Regions from separate parts of the Homo sapiens genome. Here region 2 is linked to region 1. The links are chromatin loops, found by intact Hi-C in ENCODE. Cell type or tissue: Calu3. All regions are shown on one strand. Each heading gives the region's core, and the rest is flanking DNA. Links, peaks and the distances in the headings are about the cores only.

The links. Hi-C counts contacts between places; a loop is a spot of excess contacts. Peaks named below come from ENCODE experiments on the same cell type or tissue, not always from the same donor. Only the 100,000 strongest peaks of a DNase experiment are listed, where the experiment ranks them.
Region 2: it touches region 1 in a loop (3-fold over the local background); 2 of 110 quality-filtered maps call a loop at or near these places.

Annotation. Positions count from the first base shown.
Region 1 is chr3:196,785,658-196,802,127 of GRCh38, reverse strand. It overlaps PAK2 (p21 (RAC1) activated kinase 2), which reads right to left. Exons shown (of 15, transcript NM_002577.4): 3 at 101-201. Among named protein-coding and RNA genes, the nearest start is that of PAK2, 54 kb to the right of the region's middle. RefSeq lists an enhancer at 14,522-15,228. In Calu3, for the core only: no CTCF peak of the experiment used is centred there; DNase peaks (open chromatin) are centred at 8,777 and 9,077.
Region 2 is chr3:196,715,164-196,727,092 of GRCh38, reverse strand. PIGX (phosphatidylinositol glycan anchor biosynthesis class X) reads right to left here. Exons shown (of 6, transcript NM_017861.4): 2 at 10,172-10,235; 3 at 4,537-4,678. Among named protein-coding and RNA genes, the nearest start is that of PIGX, 8.8 kb to the right of the region's middle. In Calu3, for the core only: no CTCF peak of the experiment used is centred there; no DNase peak of the experiment used is centred there.

The DNA of each region.
Region 1 (16,470 bases), core at 6,532-10,531:
CGCACCTGGCCTGAAATGTTAATTTCAAATTTAATAATGAAGGAAAATGTTTGAGTGCTATTTTAAACGTTATAAATGGGCCCGAACTAGGTTAACTTACAGTGAATTCTCCAGTAACAGCATCAAAGCCAACATGGATGGTGTGCTCAAAATCAGATGGAGGAGAAATTTCTGGCCGTTCCTTTTCTTTCTTTTTACTTCCTAGGGGGCATTAGAAAAAAAGAGAAAGAATCAGCCTATTTAAACAAGACTAGTAAAGGCACTTATAATTTTATTTTTTGTCTTTTGTTTTTTTAAATGGAGTTTCGCTCTTGTTGCCCAGGCTGGAGTGCAGTGGTGCAATCTCAGCTGACTGCAACCTCTGCTTCCCGGGTTCAAGCCATCCTCCTGCCTCAGTCTCCCAAGTAGCTGGGATTACAGGTGCCCACCACCATGCCCGGCTAATTTTTGTATTTTTAGTAGAGACAGGGTTTCATCATGTTGATCAGGCTGGTCTCAAACTCCTGATCCACCTGCCTTGGCCTCCCAAAGTGCTGAGATTACAGATGTGAGCCACCGCATGCCCGGCATATTATGTTTATATTTTTCCTAAAACATATTAGGATCAAAGTTATTCTAGAAAACACACTAGAATCAAAGTTATTCTAGAAAAGATTTCCCCTAAAAACTGGCTGATAGGAAACTAGTAAATGAAGTAAAGCAGACTGTCCTGCCATAGAGTAGGGCTGGACACAACCAAACACTGAGGAGGCACATGGAGTGACCAACGGCAGGCCTGAGTAACAGAGCACAGGCAGAAGAGACACCCCCTTCGGGCACCAGCTCTCTCACAAAGGGCTACATCTCAGATGCTGAGCAATGTGGACAGCAAACACAGCAAACCCCATTTCCACTCAGCTACATTCATCAGGAAGTCAGATTTGCATTACTGTGACTCCGCAGATAATACACACTGTCAAGACAAGTAGTTGACAAAACCACCTCTCCTTTTTTGTGCAAGCATAATCCTTTTTTAGTGGAGTTACTAATTGCCACATTTTAAAACTATGCAGTTTTTCTATGGTCCGATTGTAAATTATTTCTGCAACATTTCTGCCACACACCTATCAATAATGTTCTCTGTGAACTCCAACACATCAGTTCCTTCCCCCTACCCCCTCCCTCTCAGCTCCTCCTGCTCTAATCTGCAGTAGCTCATGCCTACGCTTCCTGCAGTTACCGTCCATGACATCCCTTCACTCCTGCCCTGTATGTGCTGGAATCTATTTTCTGGATCTTACGTTTTCCTCTTGATTTATCCCTTTAGTGATAGTTCTTCACTAATTTTATATATATATAAGTTGGAACCCTCAGCATTTCCAGTGTTGCCATTTAGAAGGCCAGCGCCATTTTGGTTCCTGTTTGGAGCCACTGTTGAAAGTCAATTGTCTGTACACGTGTGAGTCTATCTCTGAAGGCTCTGCTCTGTTGCAATTATCTGTTTGTCTGCCTTTATGCCACTATCAGACTGCCTTGATTATTTTATTGCCATTTTGTAATACGCATTGAAACTATGTCACATAAGTCTTCTTTTTCTTTTGTCAAAGCTGTTTGGGTAATCGAGGTCCTCTGCATTTCCCTATTAATTTTAGAATAAGCTTATTAATTTCTACAGAAAGCCTGTTGGAATTCTGACTAGAATTGGAATGAATGTACATACAGATGAATTTTAAGGAGAATTTCTTTCTTTCTTTCTTTTTCTTTTTTAACAGGGAGTCTCATTCTGTCGCCCAGGCTGGAGTGCAGTGGCGTGATCTCAGCTCACTGCAACCTCTGCCTCCCGGGTTCAAGCAATTCTCCTACCTCAGCCTCCTGAGGAGCTGGGATTACAGGCATGCACCATCATACCAGGCTGATTTTTATAATTTCTGGTAGAGATGGGGTTTCACCATGTTGGCCAGGCTGGTCTCAAACTCCTGGCCTCAAGCGATCCATCTGCTTTGGCTTGCCAAAGTGCTGGGATTACAGACATGAGCCACTGCACCTGGCTGAGAATTTATTTCTTGATTTCTTAACAACACCGAGTTTTCTGATCCATGAAAACAGCAAATCTTTTCATTTATTTAGGTCTTTAAAAATTTCTCTCAGCAGTGTTTGCAGTTGTCTTCATCCGTTCGGTACGCTTTATCAGAATACCACTGCCTATGCAATTGATTAATATAAACATTAGAAGCTGGCTGCGAGCAGTAGCTCATGCCTGTAATCCTGGCACTTTGGGAGACTGAGGTGGGCAGATCACATAAGGCCAGGAGTTCAAGACCCATCTGGCCAACATGGCAAAACACTGTATCTAAAATGCAAACTTCAGCCGAGTATAGCGGCACAAGAATTGCTTGAACCCAGGAGGTGGAGGCTGCAGTGAGCCGAGATTGTGTCACTGCACTCCCCAGCCTGAGTCACAGCGTGAGACTGCCTCAAAAAAATAAAAGTTCATTTGGCTCACAGTTCTCCTGGAGGCTGGAAAGTCCTCCAGGTCAAGGACCAAGAAGCCACACCTGGTGAGGGTCCTTCTTGTTGTGTCATAACGTAGCCGAAGGCATCACATTGCAAGAAAGAGAGCAGGAGAGGGCCAAACTGGCTTTTATAAGCAACTCGCATCCACAATAAAGACATGAGTCCATCCGTGAGCACTCGCGTCGCCTCTTGAAGGTCCCATGTCTCAACACTCTCTTACTGGGGCTTCAGTTTCTAACACATGAACTCTGGGGGACACTTAGAAACAGAGCAGTAGTTATCAGTGCAGAGCGCACACTGTTTCATCAGATTTCTGCCTCGGTATTTCCTGGTTTTGATACTATTGCAAATGGCAGTTTTAAAATTCCCTTTTTAATCATTCATTGCAGCCATAAAGAAACACAGTTGTTTCTTGAATACTAATCTTATATCCTGAAACCTTATTACACTTACTTCCACTAGTATTTTTGTAAATATACAATTTTGCTACAAAAATTCAATCATGTTGTCGGTGAATAAAATCAAGTTTACTTCTTTCCAATCTGGATTCCTTTTATTCGTTTTCTTAAAAAAAATTTTTTTTTGCCTTACTACATTAGCTAGACCCTTCAGTACATTGTTGAATAAAAGTGGATGAAGAGAAATTTTATTTTTCCTGATCTAAGAGGAAAAACTGTCATTCTTTTTACCCTTAAGTTTAATGCCAATGGTAGGTTTTTAAAAGATGTCCTTTATGAGGCTAAAGGGCATTCTCTTCTATTCCAAGTTTGCTGAACACTTCTATCAGCAATGGATACTGGGTTCCGTCAAATGCCTTTTCTCCATGTATTGAGACAAACCCATGGCTCATCCTTTCTATTGTGTTAATACAGTAAATAACATCCATCGATTTTCAAACTTAAACCAACGAAATCCACTTGGTCATGATGTATTACCCTTTTTATACACTGCTGGATTCCAACTGCTAAAATCTTGCTAAGAATTTAACATTGGCCAGGCACAGTGGCTCATGCCTATAATCCTAGCACTTTGGGAGGCTGAGGCAGAGGGATCACTTGAGCTAAGGAGTTCAAGACCAGCTTGGCCAACATGGTGAAGTCTCGTCTCTACTAAAAATACAATAATTAGCCGGGCGTGGTGATGCATGCCTATAATCCCACCTACTAGGGAGGCTGAGGCAGGAGAATCACTTGAACCTGGGAGGTGGCAGTTGCAGTGAGCCAAGATCGCACCACTGTACTCCAGCCTGGGCAACAAAGCAAGACTCCTTCTCCAAAAAAAAAAAGAGAAAAGAAAAAAAAGTTGGTACATATTTGTTCATACCATCTTTTTAATATCTGTAAAATCTGTAGGGGTGCCACCACCTCTCTCATTCTCAATATTGGTAATGTGTCTCTCCTCCCCATCCACTGCCCCCTGTCAGTCTGGCTATAGGTTTATCCATTTTATTGACATTCTAAATGAATCTACTTTTGGTTGCAGTGATTTTCTCTGCTGCTTTTTCCCCCTATTTCATTTATTCCCATTTTGCTTTTTATTATTTCCTTTCTTCTACTTACTTTGGATTTCATCTGCTCTTCCCTTCTAGTTTATTAAGATGGCTTAGCTAAAGTCATTGATTTAAAATCTTTTCTTCTAATATGGTGTTTAATACTATAAGTTTTCCACTAAGTACTGCTTTAGCAGTATCCTACAAATATTGATGTTTTGAATTTTCATTCGGCTTAATATATTTTCTAAATATCTTTTTATTTGTGAAGTGCTTTCTTTACTTTCCAAATATTTCCAGAGACCTTCTTGTGACTGATTTCTAATTGAATTATATTATGATCACAAGAACACACTTTATATAATTTAAATCCTTTATTTATTTTATTTTTTTTTGAGACAGAGTCTTGCTTTGTTGCCCAGGCTGGAGTGCAGTGGCACAATCTTGGTTCACTGCAACCTCCGCCTCCTGGGTTCAAGCAATTCTATGCCTCAGCCTCCCAAGTAGCTGGGATTACAGGTGCCCACGACCACGCCTGGCTAATTTTTGTATTTTTAGTAGAGACAGGGTTTCACCATGTTGGTCAGGTTGGTCTTGATCTCCTGACCTCATGATCCACCCACTTCGGCCTCGCAAAGTGCTGGGATTACAGGCATGAGCCACTGCGCCCAGCCTATTATTTTGAGAGGGAGTCTCGCTCTGTCGCCCAGGCTGGTGTGCAGTGGCGCAACCTCAGCTCACTGCAGCCTCTGCCTCCCAGGTTCAAACGATTCTCCTGCCTCAGTCTCCCAAGTAGCTGGGATTATATGCGCCTGCCACCACGCCCAGCTAATTTTTGTATAATTAGTAAAGACGGTTTCACCATGTTGGCCAGGCCGGTCTCGAACTCCTGACCTCAAGTGATCTGCCCGCCTCAGCCTCACAAAGTGCTGAGATTGCAGGTATGAGCCACCGTGCCTGGCCAACATTTTTGAGAATTTTTAAAAGTAGACCTCATGTGTCTTTAAAGAGAATGTATATTCTACTGTTATTGTGTGGAGTGTTCTATAAACGTCTATTAGGTCAAGTTGGCTGATAGTTACGTTCAAATTTTTTATATCCTTAGCGATTTTATGTCTACTTTTTCTACCAATTACTGAGAGAAGTTTTGGAATCTCCGATTATAATTGAATTTGTCTGTTTCTTCTTGAAATCCTCTCAGTTTTTGCTTTGTGAATTTTGAAGCTGTTATTAGGTACATAAATATTTAGTTCTATTATATCATCTTAATGAACTGGTCCTATTATCACGAAATAACAACCTTCCTTATTATCACTGATAGTATTTTTTAGCTCTAAACTCTAGTTTGTCTGCTGTTTATACAGCCAGTCCAGGTTTCTTTTAATTGTTAACACACCTTTTTGTATCCTTTCATTTTGGCCTATTTTGTGGCTTTATGTTTTAAAGTAGATTTCTTGTAGGTAGGTCTGTTTTTATCAATCTTTTCTGCCTTCTTCTGGACTAAGTATTTTGAGATTCCCTTTTATCTACTCAGTTGTTTCTTAAGCTAGAACTCTTCATATACTATCATGTTCACCTGTTGAAATTGTACACTTCAATGGGTTTTAGTATATTTAGAGTTGTGCAATCATAATCACAATCTAACTTTAGAACATTTTTATCATACCCAGAAGAAACCTTGCACCTAATGGCAATGACTCCCCATTTCAGCCCTTGCCCCACCCCAAACCTCAGGCAACCACCAATCTACTTTGTCTCCATAGCTTTTGCCTGTTCTGCTCATTAATATAAATGGGACCAAACAATATGCAGTCTTTTGCGAATGACTTTTGTTACTTAATGTTTTTGGGATTCATCCATGTTACAAGGTGTATCAGTGCTTTGTTTTCTTAAAAACTCAAAACAATTATCTTTCAAAGAAATTTAGATAAGAAAGAACGCATACCACAAGGGTCCCCAGCCCCCAGGCCACAAACTGGTACCAGAGTCCGAGGCTTGTTAGGAACCGGCTGCACGGCAGGAACTGAGTGGCAGGTGAGTGAGCATCACCGCCCGAGCTCCGCCTCCTGTCAGATCAGCAGCCGCGTTGGACCGCATAGCGTGAGCCCTACTGTGGACTGCACACGCGAGGGATCCAGGTTGTGCGCTTCTTATGAGAATCTAATGTCTGATGACCTCAGATGGAACAGTTTCATCTCGAAACCATTCCCCCGCACCACTGGGTCTGTGGAAAAACTACCTTCCGCGAAACCAATCCCGGGTGCCAAAAAGGTCCAGAACCACGGAGGTGCCACATCCAGTGCTTTTCATTCTTTCCTGTGAGTCCACATTTCCATCTGACATCACCTTCCTTCTGCCTGAAGGGCTTAGTTTAACATTTTTTGTAGTCTGTCTGCTGACGATACACTCGTTCAGCTTTTACGCATTTAAAATTCTGTGTCCTCCTTTGTTTTGGAAAGACACTTTCAATAGTATAGAATTCTAGGCTGATAGATTTTTTTCCCTTTAAATACTTTAAAGATGTTGTCCCTTGTCTTCTGGCTTGCACTGTTACTTAAATAAAGTCTGGGATCACTCTATCTTCGTCCTATATATATAATGAGTCTTTCATTTTTTTTCTGGTAGCTTTTAAAATTTTCTCTATCACTGTGTTTTTGTTGTTGTTGTTGTTTTTGGTTTGAAACAGGGTCTCGCTCTGACACCCAGGCCGGAGTGCAGTGGTGCGATCTCAGCTCACTGCGGCCTCAACCTCTGGGCTCAAGCAATCCTCCTGCCTCAGCCTACCAAGTCCTGGGAGTACAGGTGCACACCACCCTGCCCAGATAATTTTTCTTTTTTTCTTTTTTTTTTTTTGTAGAGATGGGATTTTGCCATGTTGCCCAGGCTGGTCTTGAACTCCTGGGCTCAAGTGATCCTCCCACACTGGCCTCCCAAAATCCTAGGATTGGAGGCATGAGCCACTGTGCCCAGCCCTAACACTGGTTTTAAACAATTTGATTACAGTAAGCCTTGGTGTAGTTTTCATGTTTCCTATGCTCAAATGTTGTTAAATTTCTTGAATCTGTGGGTTTACAGTTTTCATTAAATTTGGAAAATTTTAAGCCATTTTTCAAAGAAGTATGAGGATATTTAGTCTGGTTTTTATTGGATATGTTTGCTTAGAGAGTCTCTGTAATTTACCTGTTGATTTTCTTTCTTTTCCTCACCCCCGAGCCTAGGTTGCTGCCTCCTTTCCAGCACTAAATGGCACCATAAGCCCAGGTTTGCCTGGGTTCTAGCAGAGTGCAGCCCATCCTAAATGGGAGAGAGGAGTCCCCAAGGGGATATTCTGGTAGCAGTACAGGAAGGGTGGCTCAGGGTTCCTGCCAAGGGTCCTGTGGAATAAACCTCCTACAACATGGTGTTGCTGAACAGCTGCTCTATTTGGCATCCCCTTTGGCTGAGTTATACAGCAGGGTTTCCAAGGCTGGGAACAGTAATCCCGCCTCCCTCCTCTGCCTCTGGCTGTCCTCAGGGTAGCTCTCCCTATGCCACCTGTGGGCTAAGGCAGGGACAGGCCTCCTGCCAGGGAACCCAAGATGGTGGAGAAGGTGGCTGTCTTCTTCAATCTCACTTTTTCCTGTGTAGACACTGTGAATTGGGGGAGATTTTCCCACACTTGGCGCCAGGCGGACAGGGGGAACGGGTGTTGCAGATACGGAAGTCCGATTCTTACAGCATGCCTGGAGTTCTTTCATTTCTCTGTGCCCCTGGGAACTGTCTCCTTCTCATATCTGAGTTCTTGGATGTTGCTGGTGATCATCTTAGTGCTGTATGTTCTTGGTTTTCTGTGGTGGCAGGGCAGAGTGAGTGAAGCCAGTGTGCTTCTACACCACCATTTTAGAGCTAGAAGTCACTATGTCCTCCACTTAATTGTCATTAGTCAGATCTTTTAACTGTTATCTTTTCTCTCATATTTTCCATCTTTGTATTTCTGTTTAATTCTTTGAGAGAATTTTCTTTTCTTTTTTTATTTGAGACAGAGTCTTGCACTGTTGCCCAGGCTGGAGTGCAATGGCGCAATCTTGGCTCACTGCAACCTCCGCCTCCCAGGTTCAAGTGATTCTCCTGCCTCAGCCTCCTGAGTAGCTGGGATTACAGGTGTACGCCACCGAGCCCAGCTAATTTTTGTATTTTTAGTAGAGATGGGATTTCACCATGTTGACCAGGCTGGTTTCGAACTTCTGATCTCAAGTGATCCACCCACCTTGGCTTCCCAAAGTGCTGGGATTACAGGTGTGAGCCACCGCTCCAGCAGGGAGAATTTTCTTGATTATCTTCCACTCTTCTTTCTATTGCTATCTTTTGTTTGTTTTGGTAATTTTAAATGTTGATATTCCAAGAACTGTTTTCCATTGTTCTCTGATCATTCTTTCTCTGCGAACTCTTTTCTTGTTTCATGGATTCCTCTATCTCCTCTCTTTGACGATTATACAGTATGTGTGTATGCACAGGCTGCAGTTTGGGGTTTTTTTTCTCCTTACACTGTCTATTTCTTTTAAGTTCCTGTTTTTATCCCTATTGTTTTGGACTCTCCCTCTCATTTATAAAGGGTTTTTCATAAATGTCGGGTGATCCTGTACTGTCTACTCATATAGAAAGTATTAAAAAGCTAACTGGGAGTTAAGCCAACCTTAACACTAAAGATAAGGACAGCATGCATGCAAGGTACCTAAAGTATTTTTTTCCCCAGGCCATTGTTTATCCAGAGAAAAATCTTCCAATCTCCTGTCTGAGGCTGTGAGTCAGGCTGCAGGTATTCTGAAAGCAGGATGGGGAAAGGAGTTGAAAATGCTGACTTGCATGAAGTCACCTGCTTTATTCTGGTGCTTCAACTTTTCCTGACTCCCCTGATAAGAACAGAGGCTTCTGTGGTTTAAATTCTCTGGAAATAAATGTAAATCCCAGTTTATTCTTTTTTCCTTCCGGAGGATGGGGATAACACTTACATGGATGTGTGGGGTGTAAAGGAGGAGTCCTGGGGGGCCTTTGACACTTTCGATGTTGATTTTCAACTAATCCCCCTTCTCCTCAGCATGTGTAGTGCATCCTACCCCCACTCCGACACAGTGTCGTGTGCCTCTAAATCTTGAGCTTCCAGAATTTCTACAAGGGAAACTTGTTTCCCTTCTCACAGATTCCCCTCTGCAAACGCTTAGGTTATGTGTTTCTCTGTCCTGCTGAGTCAGGTGCCAATTTTCCACCACTTCTGCCTTCCAAATGTGTACTGAAGCCTCTTTCACAATACTGTCTCCTCTCTTTTTCTCTTTGACCGTGTGTGTGTGTGTGTATATATATATATTTTTTTCTGTCATTTTAGTTGGGTCTTGGGAGGGAGAGTAAATAGAATGCTTCTGTATGTGGTCAACATGCTGTGTTTAACCAGAAGATTCTTCTAATATCAAAGAGTTAAAAATCATGCTGTTTGATAAGTCTATACATATAAGACTGGAAATGTTACCGTATGCTCTTCTTTGTTTACAAAGATACTACTAGTTTAGTATTGGTAGGAAACACAATAATACTTATTTAACTAGTAATGAGGGATTTATGCTCAAATGTCCATCTCCTCTCTAGGCATGTAACTTAAAAGAGATCTGGTCACAGTGAGAGGGAAGGGAATGCTGGTTATGGACAGGAGCAGAGGGAAAGGAAACTGTTAAGCCTGGATTCTCTTTACTGAAACACAATTATTAATACGTCTATCATAAATTACCTCTCTCTCAATTTTCACTAGACTTTGAGTAATTTGAGGTCGTGCACTCAACATTTCTTTATGTCCCTTGGCTTCTAACGGAATACCCTACATACAGGAGAAATTATTTATTAGTTAACGATAAACTAGTAGTTTACAATTTAATGTACTATGATTATATGTGTTCTTTCTTTTAAAAAAATCTGCTCAGCATCCTACTTTTGGAAACTTCCCTCACCTTTCCTCTATGCAGATAGTTGGGAAAGATGCCATTTTCTTACACGACTATGGTCACAGATGACTGGTCCGAGGTGGGCACCTAACTCAAGCCAGGTCAGCACAGCTTCCCACACACCCTCCAGCAACTGGTGCAGGGGCAGCCACCTGAGCAGCTAAGCCAGACTCGGCTCCCTGAGAATCAGTCTATCACTAGTGTCTGAAGTTGTAAGAAACTGAGCCCAGGAATTCTATTTCTTTTTTTTTTTTTTTGACGGAGTCTCGCTCTGTCGCCCAGGTTGGAGTGCGGTGGCGCGATCACAGCTCCACTGCAAGCTCCGCCTCCTGGGTTCCCGCCATTCTCCTGCCTCAGCCTCCCGAGTAGCTGGGACTACAGGGGCCCGCCACCACGCCTGGCTAACTTTTTGTATTTTTAGTAGAGACGGGGTTTCACCTTGTTAGCCAGGATGGTCTTGATCTCCTGACCTCGTGATCCACCTGCCTCGGCCTCCCAAAGTGCTGGGATTACAGGCGTGAGCCACCACGCCCGGCCCAGGAATTATATTTCTTAACACATAAAGAAAAAACATTCTGAAATAAGAAATATAAAATAAGAAAAAAATATAAAAAGAAGGGTGAGAGATAACATATCTAGCAAGAGTATTCCTGGTTCCTGTTGTGTCTAAGGCCTAGTCATATTCTTCAACTTGGAAACGTTAAGAGTTTAGAGAAATATATTAAAGTTTCATATATGATAGGAGTATAGAGTAAAAAGTTAAAGGAAAAACACAAAAACGATTAAGCAGAACTTGAGATAGAGCCACATTAGATCATTCAAAATAAACATAAAATCCTAAAAATCTGTTCAATGCCATTTGTTTTTACATAACACACATACAGGTACTCTCTGTATTTTAATAGTCTCAATGGGAAAAGGAAAGGATATTAGAAACAGTGTCTAAAACAAAAAGATACTAAAGCATGTCTGGAATTGAACAATGTGCTGGAAAGATATTGCTATACCAACAGAATGTCTTTAATACTCTTATATAACGACTCTAGAAGCCCAGAAATAGAGGGCCAATCACAATAAATTTATGTAGATGTGGGGGTTCAGTCAGGATGGCAGAAGAAATTATAGGAATAGAAAAAAGCAAACCTGCTTGGAAGGCCGGGGAGTTTTGCATAGCTTCAAAGTTTGGCTGAAGGTAGCCAGATTCTCTTTTCAGGAGCCAGAGAGCTTAAGGTACAGATACAAAGGAATATAAAGTAGTTTATCTAAAGAGCTTGTTTACTCATGTGGTCCTAAGACTAACCTTTGATCATTGGTGGGCAAGATGGCCCTCTCCAGGGTGGGGGCGACCAGGTGAATTACCCACAGGTGTGTTGACTCAAGCCTTTGTCAATTAATCTATACTAAATAAATGCAAGCTTCCTTGGCTAGTTGAGGCCGATGGTTGCAACGCTTTACAGCACTCTCCTGGGAGTCTGTAAGTGGCCCGGACTCTCAGCTGGACTGACAAGCATAACATCTGTGTCAGTGTAAGTTATTCATCCGTCATTGGGTCAGGGTCTGCGGGACGGACCCCTACATGTTACACCTTAGCTTTGGAGAAATCTGAAATCTGTTCATGTTTCATAAAATGAAAGGAGGTCAACTTCCCACTTCTGCTTATCAAACACAACCATCTACGGGAGGTTCACCAGGCAACCAGATCACTTGATGGGAAGTAATAGACCAGGGCAAAAAACTTATTTTAATAAAATAAACAATTTAACTAGTGTCCTAGGAGAAAAAAAGATTCTTAGAATCATTTTCCAACTTCATTAGACAACAAAACAGCAGCAGCAGGCAGGCAGCAACCTTCAGCCAAGAGGCAGAGACCCTGAGTCACATGTTGACAAAAGGTACTGAAAAGAATCCTAAGTAGGCTACTGTCACATTCTCTAGGGCACTACCTTTTAGACTGCTTTCAAGCTACATCTAAGGCTAAACAAACAAATAAAAGAAACCCTTTATCTGTTTAAAAGGAAGACTCTTCTGTTTCTAGTCTAACCATAAGTAATTCCTCCTTTGTTCTTTTGATGTGTAATAGCTTCAAATTCCATGACACAGCAGAGAATTCTCTAGGAAAGGTGTCCCCAGCCCCAGGGCCGTGGACCAGTACAGGTCCATGGCCGGTTAGGAACTGGGTGGCACAGCAGGAGGTGAGCAGTGGGGAGTGAGCACCACCGCCTGAGCGCCACCTCCTGTCAGATCAGTGGCAGCATTAGATCCCCATAGGAGCGCAAACCCTATTGTGAACTGCGCATGAGAGGGATCTAGGCTGCACACTCCTTATGAGAATCTAACTAATGTCTGATGATCTGAGGTGGAAGAGTTTCATACCGAAACCACCCCCCCGTCAGCCCCACAGAAAAATTGTTTTCCGGCCAGGCACGGTGGCTCACGCCTGTAATCCCGGCACTTTGGGAGGCTGAGGTGAGCAGATCACCTGAGGTCAGGAGTTCGAGACCAGCCTGGTCAACATGGTGAAACCCTGTCTCTACTAAAAATACAAAAAAATTAGCTGGGCGTGGTGGCGTGCACCTCTAGTCCCAGCTACTCGGGAGGCTGAGGCAGGGGAATTGCTTGTACCCAGGAGGCGGAGGTTGCAGTGAGCTGAGACCACGCCATTGCATTCCAGCCTGGGCAACAAGATGAAACAAAAAAGAAAAAAGAAAAATTGTTTTCCATGAAACCATTACCCCAGTGTCAAAAAGGTTGGGGACCACTCCTCTAGGAAATAGGCAGAGAAGTATGGGTTACTATTATTAATCTCAGAATTCATTTTTTTAATCAGAAAGGTTGTTTACAGATCTAAGTCATAACCAACCAGAAGTGAAGGTGCTTATAGGTTGAATAGCTAGATGTGAAAATTGCTTTAGTTAATAAAGACAATACCATCCAACTCTAGCTGTATGAATAAAGCTTATTTTAAAAAGTCAAATGGCTCACTGACATTTTCATTATTTAAACTAGTAGACTAGTTAGGCCATTTCTCACTTGGGCTACAGCAAAAGCCTCCTAACTAGTTTCCAACTTCACTCTCACACTTCGAACAAAACCTTTTTTCTATATACCTACCATTCTCTCCTAACTAAAACAGAGAGATGGCCAGGTCTTTCCCCTGATTAAAAATCTGTAATGGTTCCCCAGGAAACAGGATAAAATGTGAGCTCTGTAGCATAGAATACAAGGCCCTTTATGACCTGGTCACTGCCTACCTCTTCAGCCTCTTCTGCTGTCTGTAGTGCCTACATACACCCTGCTGTAATTCTCTGTCCTTCCCTCTCTGCTTTCCAGTAACACCGGGCGGCACTCAGCTCCATGGATGTGCTCTGATCCCTCCTGTAGGTGGGCCACTGAAACAGGCTCTTCCCGGGCATGGAACACACTTTGTAACTATCGTTTCCCTTACCCATCCTGCAGTCTTCAGCTCTATTATGACCTCCTTAGGAAGCCTTCCCAGACACTGCAGATTGGACACATGTTGTGCACTGCCTCTGTACCACTTTTCATGGCTTGTAATTCTATACCATGGTTTGAGATTGCTGTCGTGGGAGCAGGGACACTATCTGCTTTATCACTCATCTCTGATTATTCACATAGTACACACATTAGCAAGCATGGAAAAAAGATCTGTTCTGTCAAGTTGCCTTAAAACGGCACGATCCAAAAGGATAATTTTCGAGTTTTTTGGTGATACCAATTAAAACCAGTAATTAATAAGTGAAAACATCCTAGAGTCTTTATTTTCTTTTTATAAAAATATTAGCTGTTTTTTTAGTAAGGAAAGCAGTAAGGGATGTAAATTTTTTAGTGGAATAAAATGAATTATCTCTAGATCAGGCCTTACATTAGAGATGGCAAAAGTCTTAAGGTCATTATGATTTTTAAAAAATGGAAATACAATTGTTTGCCTTTTAGACTCTTCTGTTTCAAGATGATGTACTGAGCACATACTGAAGTTCTCTCCCTTCTACACCAAAACCGAGTGTTTCACAGAATAAAATCCACGAGGAATGCTCCAGAATGAAAAGCAATTAGCATAAGACTAGCGAGAGAAGCAGCAGTTAGGATGTCAGTGGGAAAATGCTTCTGCAAACTGCTGCAGGTGGCTGAAACTAGAAGCAAGGTGGGTGGAAATGAGCGGACCCAGAGGCAACCACTAGGGTGATGAACGGGATAATCCAGTGAGAGCAACAGAGCAGGTTATTTCTATGTTTACAAAAGCACGGATGTGTAAACACACACAAGGTTCTCCCTCATTCCTAATGCCGAAAGCTGGGCCCCAGTGACTGGGCTGTGTTTCAGCTTCCAGGTAGGAGCAATAAGTGTAAGAGGAAAGGGAGGTAGAGCTCCAGGAAACAGGAGGAATCAAGAAGCATCCTACCCTCCAAACATTCCACACATCTCTGTCTCTCTGAGACTGAAAACGACATGCAACTAAACTTCCCTGTAAACAGGCTACACAAAGGCTCTGCAGATTCCCCACCCTCAGCTACAAAGGTGGATGCAATTCTCCCCTATTTGCCCTACAAAGTCTATACAATTCTTTTTTTTTTTTTTTTTCTGAGACGGAGTCTCGCTCTGTCGCCCAGGCTGGAGTGCAGTGGCGCAATCAAGGCTCACTGCAAGCTCTGCCTCCCGGGTCCACACCATTCTCCTGCCTCAGCCTCCAGAGTAGCTGGGACTACAGGCACCTGCCACCATGCCTGGCTAATTTTTGTATTTTTAGTAGAGATGGCGTTTCACCTTGTTAGCCAGGATGGTCTCGCTCTCCTGACCTCGTGATCTGCCGGCCTCGGCCTCCCAAAGTGCTGAGATTACAGGCATAAGCCACGGTGCCCGGCCCAAAGTCTATACAATTCTAATCAAAGTAGCCACAGGTTTTTTTTTCTGTTAAAGTACATGATAAACAGATTCTAAAATTTATAGAAAGATGCAAAAAGCCAAAGCAATTAACAGGATTCTGAAGAAGAATCTGGTTAAGAGATTTGTTCCATCAGGCATTAACAATCAATATAAGAGCCAGGTGTGGTGGCTCGCGCCTGTAATCCCAGCACTTTGGGAGGCCAAGGCTGGCAGATCGTTTGAGCTCAGGAGTTTGAGACCAGCCTGGGCAACATATGAGAGCCTGTCTCTACAAAAAATACAAAAATTAGTTGGGCATGGTGTTGTGCACCTGTAGTCCCAACTACTTGGAAGGCTGAGGCAGGAGGATCACTTGAATCTGGGAGGTGGAGGTTGCAATGATCCAAGACATATCACTGCACTCCAGCCTGGGTCACAGAGTGAGACCCTGCCTCAAAGAAAAAAAAAAAAAGATTGTAAGATATAGTAATCAAGACAGGGTGCTACTATTAGCTCAGGTACAGACAAATAACCTAATGGAATAAAGCAGAGAACACAGAAACAGACTCTCACATGGAAACCTGACAAATAATGGTGGTCTAGGTCAGTGGGGAAATAGAAGACTCAATAAATGGGTCTGGGATACTATCCAAGTTTAAAGAAAAAAGTGAAAGTGAATCTTTTCACAAATATACAAAAATAAAATCCAGCTAGCTCAAAGATTTAAAGTGTAAAAGGCAAGCTATAGAAAAAATACAGGAAAATGTCTTTATGACCTCAAGTAAGACAAAAATTTCTTAAAAAACAAAAAGCTCGAACCACAAAAAAGAGAAATTGAAGACAGGCACGGTGGCTCACGCCTGTAATCTCAGCACTTTGGGAGGCTGAGGCAGGTGGATCACAAGGTCAGAAGTTCAAGACCAGCCTGGCCAACATGATGAAACCCTGTCTCTACTAAAAATACAAAAATTAGCCGGGCGCGGTGGCAGGCGCCTGTAATCCCAGCTACTCGGGAGGCTGAGGCAGGAGAATTGATTGAACCCGGGGGGCGGAGGTTGCAGAGAGCTGAGATTGAGCCACTAGACTCCAGCCTGGGTGACAGAATGAGACTCCATCTCAAAAAAAAAAAAAAGAGAAATTGATCAAATCCACCATATCAAATTAATAACTTCTATTCATTAAAATATACTACTGAAAGGGTGAGAAGGCAAATCACATCCTGGAATACTATCTTTAACATCATATAACTGGCAAAGGATTAGTGTATAGACTACAAGGAATGTTTATTAATAGAAAACGAAAAAGCTAACCACCAAGTAGAAAAATGGATTAAAGACCTTGATATGGTTTGGCTGTGTCCCCACCCAAATCTCATCTTGAATTCTCATGTGTTGTGGGAGAGACCCAGTAGGAGGTAACTGAATCATGGGCAGGTCTTCACAAGATCTCCTGGTTTTAAAAGGGGGAGTTTCCCTGCACAAGCTCTCTCTCGTTGCCTGCTGTCATCCACGTAGGACGCGACTTGCTCCTCCTTGCCTTCCGCCATAATTGTGAGGCCTCCCCAGCCATGTGAAACTGTAAGTCCAATAAACCCTTTTTCTTGTATAAATTACCCAGTCTCAGGTATGTCTTTATCAGCAG
Region 2 (11,929 bases), core at 7,285-11,284, 76 kb after region 1:
CATCACATCAAGCATCCTAACTTTCCTCTGACAGTGACACCAAGTGCTATGTTTTCTTTACATGTTGTTCCTTTTCAGTTAGTCACAGCAGGAACAGAACTCATTGGCAAAAGTCAAGGAATTATATCATCTCATGAGTCATGAGGGACTTTGGAAGTAATAAAATTAAACCACTGTCCCAACAAAGGTATTTTTCAGGTATACCGCCACTGCTTGAATACCTTCAGTGACTGGAAGGAAGCTCATTACTATAAGTCATCTCGATCTATCTACTGTTATAAGGTTATTTCTTTTTCATGAGTAGAAACTGTATGTACTAACCTATAACATTTACCAGTTGTTCTTGCTTACAATGTCTGCAATAAATTCGTTCCTTATTCCACTAGGGATCCTTCAATTATCAGAAGGCAACCATAGCCGCCGCCATGAAGTCTTCTCCTGACAAGGGAAATGTTCACAGTTCTCCTGGGTTCTCATGACATGGTTTCCAAATCATTCATCATATTAGCTGCATTTGAAGTACTCATAGAGTACAGGAGCAATATTACCTTCTTTAGGCAAAACTTGCATTAGTTTTTTGGCAGCCTTATCTCACTATGCTTTATATGTACTACTATTTTATTTTTTGAGACGGACTCTCACTCTGTCACCCAGGCTGGAGTGCAGTGGCACAATCAGGGTGCACTGCAGCCTCAAACTCCTGGGCTCAAGTGATTCTCCTGCCTCATCCTCCCAAAGAGCTGGGATAATAGGCATGAGCTGCCTATTCTTTTTTTTACCTAGCCTCTTATTTTCTCTTTTTAAGACAAGGTCTCACTCTGTCACCCTGGCTGGAGTGCAGTGGCATGATCATGGCTCACTGAAGTCTCAACCATCTAGGCTCAAGCAATCCTTCCACCTCAGCCTCCCAAGTAGCTGAGACTATAGACACACGCCACCATGCCTGGCTAATTTTTTGTATTTTTAGTAGAGATGATGTTAATTCTAACATCTGGGTCAATTCTGGATTGGTTTTAACTGATTGATTCACCTCCTCATTATAGGTCATTTTTCCCCCCATCCTTGCCTAGCTGCTAATTTATTATTACAGTCAAGAAATTGCTAATTTGATCTTGCTGGATATGTCTATATCCCTATACATATTCTTGAGCTTTGTTTGGGATGCAGATAAGTTACTTAGAAAAAGTTTGATATTTTTTTAAGGTTTTGTTTTTAAGATTTGTTATGCAGGACTAAAGCAATGTTCAGTTTGTGGCTAAGTATTCCCTGCTACTGAGTAAAAGTTCTCTGTTTTTCCATTGTTCAAGAAATTATAAGGCTTTTCTCAGTCTGGTTGCTGGGACGAGGTACTACTCCTGTCCCTGTGTGAGTACCAGACACTGTTACCGCTCATTTTGTCAGATGGCTCTTTCCCTGGCATCAGGTAGTTTCCTAACATATACACACTGATAAATACTCAGCTACATACTTGAAAGGAACCTTCTGTTATTTCTGCAGTTCTGCCTCTATGACGTTCTCTCCCCTCTGGTACACTGTCCCGTGAATTCTAGTTACCTTGGCCTGCCCAGCATCTCAACTTTATCTCCTCAACTCAAAAAGTCCACTAGGCTCTGCTTGAGTTTCTCCTCCCTGCATTAAGCCTGAAAATATTCTCAAGGAAATAAGCTGGATGACAGTAGGGCTCACCTTACTTACTTCCCTTCTCTCGGATATCTCTGCCCTTCATTGCCTGATATTCAATGACTTTTTTCATTATTTCATATATTTTGTCTATTTCTTGCTTGTTTCAAGTAAGAGACTAAATTTGTTACCTGTTCTCCACTTGACCAGAAGCAGAAGCCTTAATACTACATACTTTGAGTAAAACTTATGGTTTCAAAAACTGTTTCCATTTTGACCCACAAAACAGCAATTTTATACGTTTCAATCTAATATTATACTGCTTTCAAAGAATCTAAGAGACTTCTGATGAAAAAATATGTTTAATAACCCTACCTAAAAAAGTGAAATGAGGTTTATTTGATCTGCCTTATCCTTGGTGAACCTACTTAAGGCTTGCATTTATTTTCAAATTATTCACAAACCATCACAAACTCCTTACAAAGCATTTTGCTGGCACACCACTCATTTAATCTGGGCCCACAGTTCCATTTGTTGCAGCCAAAAATTTTATTTCCTGGAGCAGAGTCAAGACATTAATCCAGGTATACAAGCATCAATCAGTCCCTACATATAAATTCCTTCTACCCAGTTACACTTATTATATAATAACACTTAGCATAACAAAGTTTCTCTGTACGAGGAATTGGGCCATAATCTCAACTAGGCAGAAGGAATATGTCAGGCATCAAATTCCATATATTTAAACGTCACAAATGTAACATCTATTTTTCTAGAAGTTTCCAAAATAAAGAAGTAAATACACTTACAAGGCTTATAATTATGGATTAGAAGATTAGAAAGCAGAAAATCAAGATCAAGATAAACTTGTTAATCAATCTATAATGGCACTCTCTACCTGTACCCTTTTCTTCTAACAGTCAACCTTCAAACATCCAAATCTCATCCCCATCCAAAGATATGAATTTTTGGGTAACCCCCATCCAAAAAACTTTGATTTTCTTAGAACACGGTAAGTGATTTTATTAAGTAGATTTAAATATGATTCCAACCCATATCCTTACAAGCCAAAAACTGTGTTGAAATTTGAAATCTATTATTTTAAATTTGAATAGCCTCATTTAGAATTCATAATTCATTGAAGAAAAGAAATGAGATCCTTCTGGCCGGTGGCTCATGCCTGTAATCCCAGCACTTTGGGAGGCCAAGGTGGGCAGATAACCTGAGGTCAGGAGTTCGAGATCAGCCAGGCCAACATTGTGAAACCCCACCTCTACTAAAAATACAAAAATTAGCCAGGCATGGTGGCATGCACCTGTAATCCTAGCTACTCGGGAGGCTGAGGCAGGAGAACTTGAACCTGGGAGGCAGAGGTTTCAGTGAGCCAAGATTGTGCCACCGCACTCCAGCCTAGGCAACAGAGACTCTGTCTCAAAAAAAAAAAAAAAAACATTAAATTAAAAAAAAATGAGGTCCTTCCATAATTGTATGTGTATGTAAACTGTCATACATACACAAAAAACTGAGAACACACTTGCTGATTAGTGGTTGACACAGGCAGAATGTTATCATTGCATACCTTTTTATATCTACTCAATGAACCCATGAGAATGTAATTACTTATTCAAAAACAATTAAAATAAAATAAATGGATAAAGAAACTGGCCTAAACCACGATTAGAAATAAACTGCCATCATGAATAACTATAGATGCATCTATTTTACAGTTTTAAAAATTCGTAAGTAGATTATAATCTTATCAACTAAGACAGTGTCTCCCAAAATTTCTTAACAGAAATCACCTAGGTTACATATACCTACTGCGTACCCACAATAATTAAAAAAAAAAAAAAAAAGAAATCATCTGGGTTCTTCAAACCAGATTTTGGGGCCCAATCTAGGCCTACTGAATCAGGATTTCCCTGGAAGGCAATACTCTGTACAAAAGTGCCCCCAGGGAATTCTTACCAAAGTTGGGGAAACTTTTCTAACTACGGGGTAAGATTCAGGTCCAACAAGGGCAACAACATTACAACTAGACAATCTTGGATCCATTTTTTGGCTCTTCCAATTATCTATGTGATTTTGGATAAGTTACTTGGCCTCTTTGCGCCTCAGTTTCTTTTTTCTTTGAGACAAAGTCTCATTCTGTCACCCAGGCTGGAGTGCAATGATGCGATCTCGGCTCACTGCAACCTCCGCCTCCCAGGTTCAAGTGATTCTCCGGCCTCAGCCTCCCAAGTAGCTGGGATTACAGGCGCCCACCACCACACCTGGCTAATTTTTGTATTTTTGTAGAAACAGGGTTTCGCCATGTTGCCCAGGCTGGTTTCGAATTCCCAAGCTCAGGCAATCTGCCTGCCTTGGCCTCCCAAAGTGCTGGGATTACAAGCGTAAGACGCTGCACCCAGCCCTCAGTTTCCCTATATATAAAATGGAGATTCCACCTCCAGGGTTGTTATAAAGATTAATTTATGTAAAGGGTGCAGGACACGATCTTTCTTTTTAAAAGAAAATGAAGATATCTGGCATATAGACATCTATTAAATATTAGTTTCTTCTCCTCACATATCAAACTTACCCAGATGTTGGGGTATATGTCATTCTCATTAACAAAGTTACTGTTGAGGCACTATTTATTAATCATTAATTTTCTCAAGACATACACATACACCCAGATAATTTTCTTAGTCACTGAACTATGAACCACCTTAAAAAGCATTTAACTAGCTCAGTTTAGTTGGCTTATTCCTGACAAGAGTCACTCACTTGTCAAAGACTATGCCCAGTCTATCTCTAAAAATGTCACTTTATACACTTTAACAAAATGAAAAGAAAACCTACTATTTTTCCTTAATCCAAACTACAGCACCCCTAAATTAATTTCTCTCCCAAAAAATCCCCTAATAACTGTACCTCTGTTATGTTTCTCTCTCGTAATGAAGCCAACTCATACGGATCCACATAAAGTCCTGCAGGAATGTCCTGTTTAATTAAGAGACGGCAGGTGTGCAAGTCCTCAATGCTTTCCCCAAACTTCACTTTGATTAAAAGGTCTCTGTAAGACAAGTACATTGAAAGTAAATCTCTTCATTCAACTGTTAAATGAGATAACATAACACTGTATTCCTATTAGTGAAAACACTGTATTTCAAAATTCATTTTCCAAAAGTAGATTATAAGGTCAAATGAAATATTTATAACATGTCAGAATCATCCATTAGATCTTTCATAATTCATGTCATAAGCCACTATAGCATTATTGTAAAAATAGACAAAGATCAATGAAAAGGAATGGAATCCAATAACATTCACACAATTTTCAATAAAGGTACCAACGTAATTTAATGGGGAAAGGATAGTCTTTTCAACAAATGGCACTGAAACAACTGGATATTTACACAGAAAAAAACAGGCCAGAGGGCAGGCATGGTGCCTCATGCCTATAATCCTAGCACTTTGGAAGGCTGAGGCAGGTGGACTGCCTGAGCTCAGGAATTCGAGACCAGCCTGGGTAACACAGTGAGACCTAGTCTCTACCAAAAATACAAAATTTAGCCGGGCATGGTGGCACATGCCTGTGGTCTAGCTACTCAGGAGGCTGAGGCAGGAGAATCTTTTGAGCCTGGGAGGTGGAGGGTGCAATGAACCAAGATCATGCCCCTGTACTCCAGCCTGGGTGACAGAGCAAATCCCCATCTAAAAAAAAAGAAAAAAGAAAAAATAGGCCGGGGATGGTGGCTCATGCCTGTAATCCCAGCACATTGGGAGGCTGGGATTCAAATGATGCAGGAGGATCATTTGAAGCCAGGAGTTTGAGACCAGCCTAAGCAATATGGAGAGACCCCTGTCTCTAAAAAAATAAAAAAATTAGCCAGACATGGTGATGTGTGCCTATAGTCCCAACTACAAGGGAGGGTGTGGTAGGAGAATCTTTTGAGCCCAGGAGGTCGAGGCTGCAGTGAGCTCTGATAGCGCCATTATATTCCAGCTTGGAGGACAGAGACAAGACCCTGTCTCAAGAAAAAAAAAAGAGAGAGAGAGAGAAGATATTTTTTAAAAAACTAAATGCAACTTTAAGAGATGAAGAATATAATTTCCGAAATAAAAACTTACCCAGATGTAATTAAAAGCCATTAGATGCTGAAGAAGAAAAGATCAGTGACTTGGAGACACAGCAACAGAAACTACCCACACTGAAGCACAGAGAGGAAAAAAGACCAGGGAGAAAAAAGGAACCGCCTCCATGGCCTTTAAACAATATCAAGTAGTCTAGTATACATATATTTGGAGTTCCTAAAAAAGAGAAGAGAATGTAACAGAAAAAAAATGAAGATATAATGGCTGAACACTTTCTGAATTTCATAAAATTATAAGTCTACAAATCCAAGAAGCCAACCAACCCTAAGCAGGATAAATACAAAGAAAATCACATCAAGGCACATTATTATCCAGTCAATGGAAAACAATCTTAAAAGCTATCAATAATGATGGAGAGATTAACAAAGATAAGAATAAGCTAGAAGATAATGGAGCAACTTATTTAAATTACTAAAAGAAAAGAGGCTGTCGATCTAGAATTTTATATCCAGGAGGAAAATCCTTCAAAAATAAAGGCAAAATAAAGATTCAGACAAACACAAACTAAGAGAATTTGTCACTGCAAGAAATGACAGAAAGTAAATGATACTAGATAGAAACATAAATCTATAAGAAAGAAGAGATCAGAAATGATAAGTATGTGGGGGAATATAAAAGACTTCTTTCTCATGTTTTAATTGCTTTCAAATATGATTGCTAGACAAATTGGAGCCCTTGAGCATCACTGGTGGGAATGTAAAATGATGTGGCCACTACAGAAAACTCTATGACAATTTCTCAAAAAATTACAATAGAATTATCACATGATCCAGCAATTCCACTTCTGGGAATATGAAGCAGGCATTTAAGAGACAACCGTAAATCCTGTTCACAACGGCATTATTTGCAACAGCCAAAAGGCAGGAGCAACCAAAGTGCCCATCAACAATGAACAAATAAGCAAAATGTGGTACAAACATACAATGGAATATTACTCAGCTTTAAAAAGAAGGGAAATTCTCACATACCCTAAAACATGAAGGAACTGTGAGAACATCATGCTATGTGAAATAAGCTTCACAAACATTATATGATTCCACTTATATGAGGTACCCAGAGGAGTCAAATTCACAGAGACAAGCATGCTGGTTGCCAGGAGCTGGGAGGAGGAGGAATGAGTAGTTATTGCTCAATAGGCAAGGAGTTTCAGTTGTACAAAACGAAGAGTTCCATAAATGGATGGTGGTGATGGTAGCACAATAACGTGAATGTACTTGATGCCACTGAATTGCACACTTACAAATCGTTAAAATTAGGCCGGGCGCGGTGGCTCACGCCTGTAATCCCCACACTTCGGGAGGCCGAAGCAGGCGGATCACGAGGTCAGGAGATGGAAACTAGCCTGGCCAACATGGTGAAATCCCATCTCTACTGAAAATACGAAAATTAGCTGGGTGTGGTGGCAGGCGCCTGTAATCGGGAGGCTGAGGCAGAAGAATCACTTGAACCAGGGAATCGGAAGTTGCAGTGCGCCGAGATCGCGCCATGCACTCCAGCCTGGCAACAGAGCGAGACCCCATACCAAAAAAAAAAAAGTTAAAATTGTAAATTTTATGTTATGGGTATTTTATCACAATTAAAATAAATAATGTGAAAAGTGACTGCTTAAAGAAAAACCAGTAACAATATATTGTGGGGTTCATAACACAAGTAAAAAATAAAGTAAAATATGTGATAACAACAGCATAGAAAAGAGAAGGAGATGAAGCTATCCTGATAAAACAGTATCTGTGACATGGAATAAAATTATTTGAAGGTAGACTGTGATAGGTAACGATTGCAGGTTGTAAACCCTAAAGCAACAAATTAAAAACAGAGAGGTATAGCTAATCATCCAAAAATTGAGATAAAATAGAATGCTTAATAAGTACTCAATTTAACCTAATGCTAAATGACGAGTTAATGGGTGCAGCACACCAACATGGCACACATATACATATGTAACAAACCTGCACATTGTGCACATGTACCCTAGAACTTAAAGTATAATAATAAAAAAATAAAAAATAAATACTCAATTTACCCAAAATAAGGCAAGAAAAGAAGGAGAAGACTAGATGCAACAAAGAGAAAAACAAATAGATAAAAAAGTAGCTAGACAGATTTAAACCAGACCAACCATATTAATATTTACATTAAAAATAAACGGTCTAATCACTCCAATTAGAATGCAGAGACTGACAGATGGATAAAACAGCAACTCCTTTCACAAGGTCTTGGGATTTGGAAAGAAAAAAATTGGCCACCCTGAACTATATGCTATCTACAGGAAACACACTGAAGATAAAGACGATAAAAGTAAAAGGATAAAAAAGATATGCAAATATTAATAATAAATATGGGATGGCTATATTAATATTAGAATAAGGTGACTTCGGGACAAGGAATATTGTCAGTCATAAAGAAAGACATTACACAAAGATAAAAGGGTCAATTCATCCAATTCATCAAGAAATTATCAAGAGCATCAAGAACAATCCTAAATGTAGCACACACACACAAAAACAGAGCTTCATTGTTAAATTCTATTAAACATTAAAGGAATAAATAATACCAATGCTACACAAGCAGAAACTAGAGAAGAAAATGTTTCCCAAACTATTTTATAAGGCCAAGAATACCCAGACAGTGAAACCAGAATAAGGCATCACAACAGAGTCATGGGCCAGTAGCCTTCATGAACATACAAGTAAAAATACTAAGCAAGTTATTAGCAAAACATATCCAGATATATTTCAAGAAGATAATATCGCATGACCAAGGAGTACGTTCACTACTGGAAACATCAATGTACTTCATCATATTAAGAGAATAAAATATAAAAATTGTATGATCCTCTCAAAACAGAGGAAGAAAAGGTATCTGACAAAATTTAACACCCAATCATGAAAGAAAACTCTCAGGAAACTAGAAACTTAAGATTAAGTCCTCAACTCATAAAAAGCTATCTACAAAAAACCTAACACAAATATACTTCATGGTGAAATAACTATACCCTTCCCCCCCTTTTTTTTTTCTTCAGACGGAGTTTTGCCTCGCTCTGTTGCCAGGCTGAAGTGCGGTGGCATAATCTCGGCTCACTGCAACCTCTGCCTCCCGGGTTCAAGCGATTCTACTGCCTCAGCTTCCTGAGTAGCTGGGATTACAGGCGCCCACCACCACGCCTGGCTAATGTTTTGTATTTTTAGTAGAGATGGGGTTTCACCGTGTTTGCCACGCTGGTCTCGAACTCGTGACCTCGTGATCCGGGGTCCTCGACCTCCCAAAGTGCTGGGATTACAGGCATGAGCCACCGTGCCCAGCATAAAAAAATTAAAAAAAAATAAATGAATCAGAATTTACATATTAAGTATCTGAGAATCATTTCAAAATAATCACCTTGCGAAGCTTCAGTTTGGGCAAGTTTTCTTAAGGAACAGTTTCCACACCTTTTTACCAGACTTTTAAAGATCTTCAATATGGGCAAATATTCATCTTTTGAAGATAATTTCTTTTTTGGAAACAGCTTGGTCATTTAGAATCAACTGTAGTAAGACATAGTGATTTAGAGCAGTGTATCATAGTACTTGAGATGGCTTTGAAGTATAATAGTACTAAGCTAGAGTCAGAGCTCTATCACCCTAATTTCTACCAAATTATTTAAATTGTTTGAGCTCTACCTCCCTCATCTGAAAAATAAGAAAAAATCATCTATCTCATGCCACTGTGAAGATTAAATGGAATATTGTATATATAGGCACTAGTTGTATATATATAACAACCTCTGTATATGAGAGGGTGTGTGTAGGTTCTATACAAGTACTATGCCATTTGATATAGGGAACTTGAGCATCTGAGGACTTTGGTGTCCTCAGGGGAGGTCCAGGAGGAACCAATCCCCTCAGATACCAAGGGACAACTGTACGTGGTAAACAATACATACTTGTTTTCTTCTTTGCTCCACTCAGTTAATCATTATTTCAAAGTGTGAACCACATATGCCATCACTGAGTAACTTTGAGGAAGCAAGTGATTTTTCTTTTTTCTTTTTTTGAGACAGAGTCTCACTCTGTTGCCCAGGCTGGAGTGCAGTGGCATGATCTCGGCTCACCACAATCTCCACCTCCCGGGTTCAAGTGATTCTCCTGCCTCAGCCTCTGAAGTAGCTGGGACTATAGGTGTGTGTACCATCATGCCCAACTAATTTTTGTATTTTTAGTAGAGACAGCGTTTCACTATGTTGGCCAGGCTGGTATCAAACTCCTGACCTTGTGATCCGCCTGCCTCGGCCTCCCAAAGTGTTGGGATTACAGATGAGAGCCACCGCATCTGGCCTGATTTTTCAATTTATACAAATTTCAACCATCAATTTTTTGCTCTCAATTATATGACACATTATTTTAATAGAAATAGAAATCAACAGGCAACTTACCTGTGGAAACCATCTTTCAAAACTTCTTGCCTCAAAATAATTTCAGAACACATGGCCCTTATGCCTATAAGAACCAAACGATTTTTTTTTAAAAACAAAAGCACTGAATAAAATAATATTTAAATAATTATAAAAGAGTTATTTTAGTAGGCTTTACTTGCCTAGAAAATCTAACCAACCTAAAAACAAAACCTTTTAAAATTTAAGCAATTTGAAATATATATATAAATCTACTTCCAATATAGCACTGTGGTTAAGAACAGTGACTCTGGAGTTAGATTGCCTGATTTCAAATCCCAGTCTGTAACTTAACAGCTGTGTTAACTTTGGGCAAGATAGTTTATCTCTCTACTAGCTGTCGTAAGAATTTAATGTAAGTAGAAGCACTTAGAACAGTAGTAAGAATACATATTAAGTGTTCTATGTAAGTGTTTTTTATTAATATTACTTTATTCAGGTGATCCCAAGATACCAAAAAGGAACAGGATGGCTAAAGAGCCAGGAAATCTCCATTTTAATCCTTGTTCACTGAAACTGTGTATCAGATAGATACATACTGGCAACTTCTATATTCTAACATCCATGCCTACAAAACCAGGAAAATGGTACATTTATGCCTTGTGGAGATGCTGGAAGGTTTAAAAAAAAAACAAAAAGCAAAGCTGGAGGCACGTAAAGGTTCAACGGGTTCCACTGTAAACTTAGAATAAGCACAAATCTCAGTATACTGACTTCATCCAGATTCCAGACACTCAAGCTGTTACTCTGAGCCAGGTGTGCCAGCTCGCACTTGAGGTGGGAGGATTGCTTGAACCCAGGGGATGGGGGCTTCAGTGAGCTATGATTATACCACTGCACTCAAGCCTGGGTGACAGAGAGAGACCTTGTCTCTAAACACAAAAAAAGAAAACTATTACTCAATGTAAGCATCTTAAAACTGAAAATTCAGTTACTATTGACCAGCAACTCTGCCAGGCATTTGCTATGGAACTTTGTCCCATTTCAAAAGCTGTAAATCTGTGGGAAGAACATTTAAAAAACACACACAAGCCTGGACAACATAGCAAGACTCCATCTCCATTAAGAAAAATACAAAAATTAGCTACTTAGGAGGCTGAGGTGGGAGCATGGCTTGAGGCCAGGAGGCAGAGGGAGGCTGCAGTGAGCAGAGACTGCACCACTGCACTCCAGCCTGGGTGACAAAGCCAGACCTTGTCTCAAAACAAACAAACAAACCCCAAACACATACAGAAAACTATATATTATTTACATAATCCTGTTATTATCATTGAATATTGCTGAATCCATTAGATGTATTTCTGAAAAGATGCATTAAGAAAAATGATGTGAAGGTGAAACTATTTGAAGGAATGAAAAAAGAATAGAAAAAAATAACTGGTTAAATAATATCTAACATGCTAGATCCTCTACTTGGTGCTTTCATATGTGTTTTAACTTTCACGATCTATAGCAAAATAAGCAAAATCACTGCCATTTGTTTGCAGGAGGAAACTTGAACTTCTAAAGCATTAGTAAATGGCCCTGGGTCATACAACTAACTACGTGACCGATTAGAAGAAAGGTTTGCCTGATTTTTAAAGCCTAAGATACTTCCACTTTCAACACTAAAATTGAATGAAATTTTAGTGTTACAGCTCTTCGAGAATTTGTCTAGTTACATTTCACTGAAAAATCTCCAGCCCTCAAAAAAGAAATTGTATTTGCTTTGGAGAAGCATATGATCTTTTCCTGAATAAA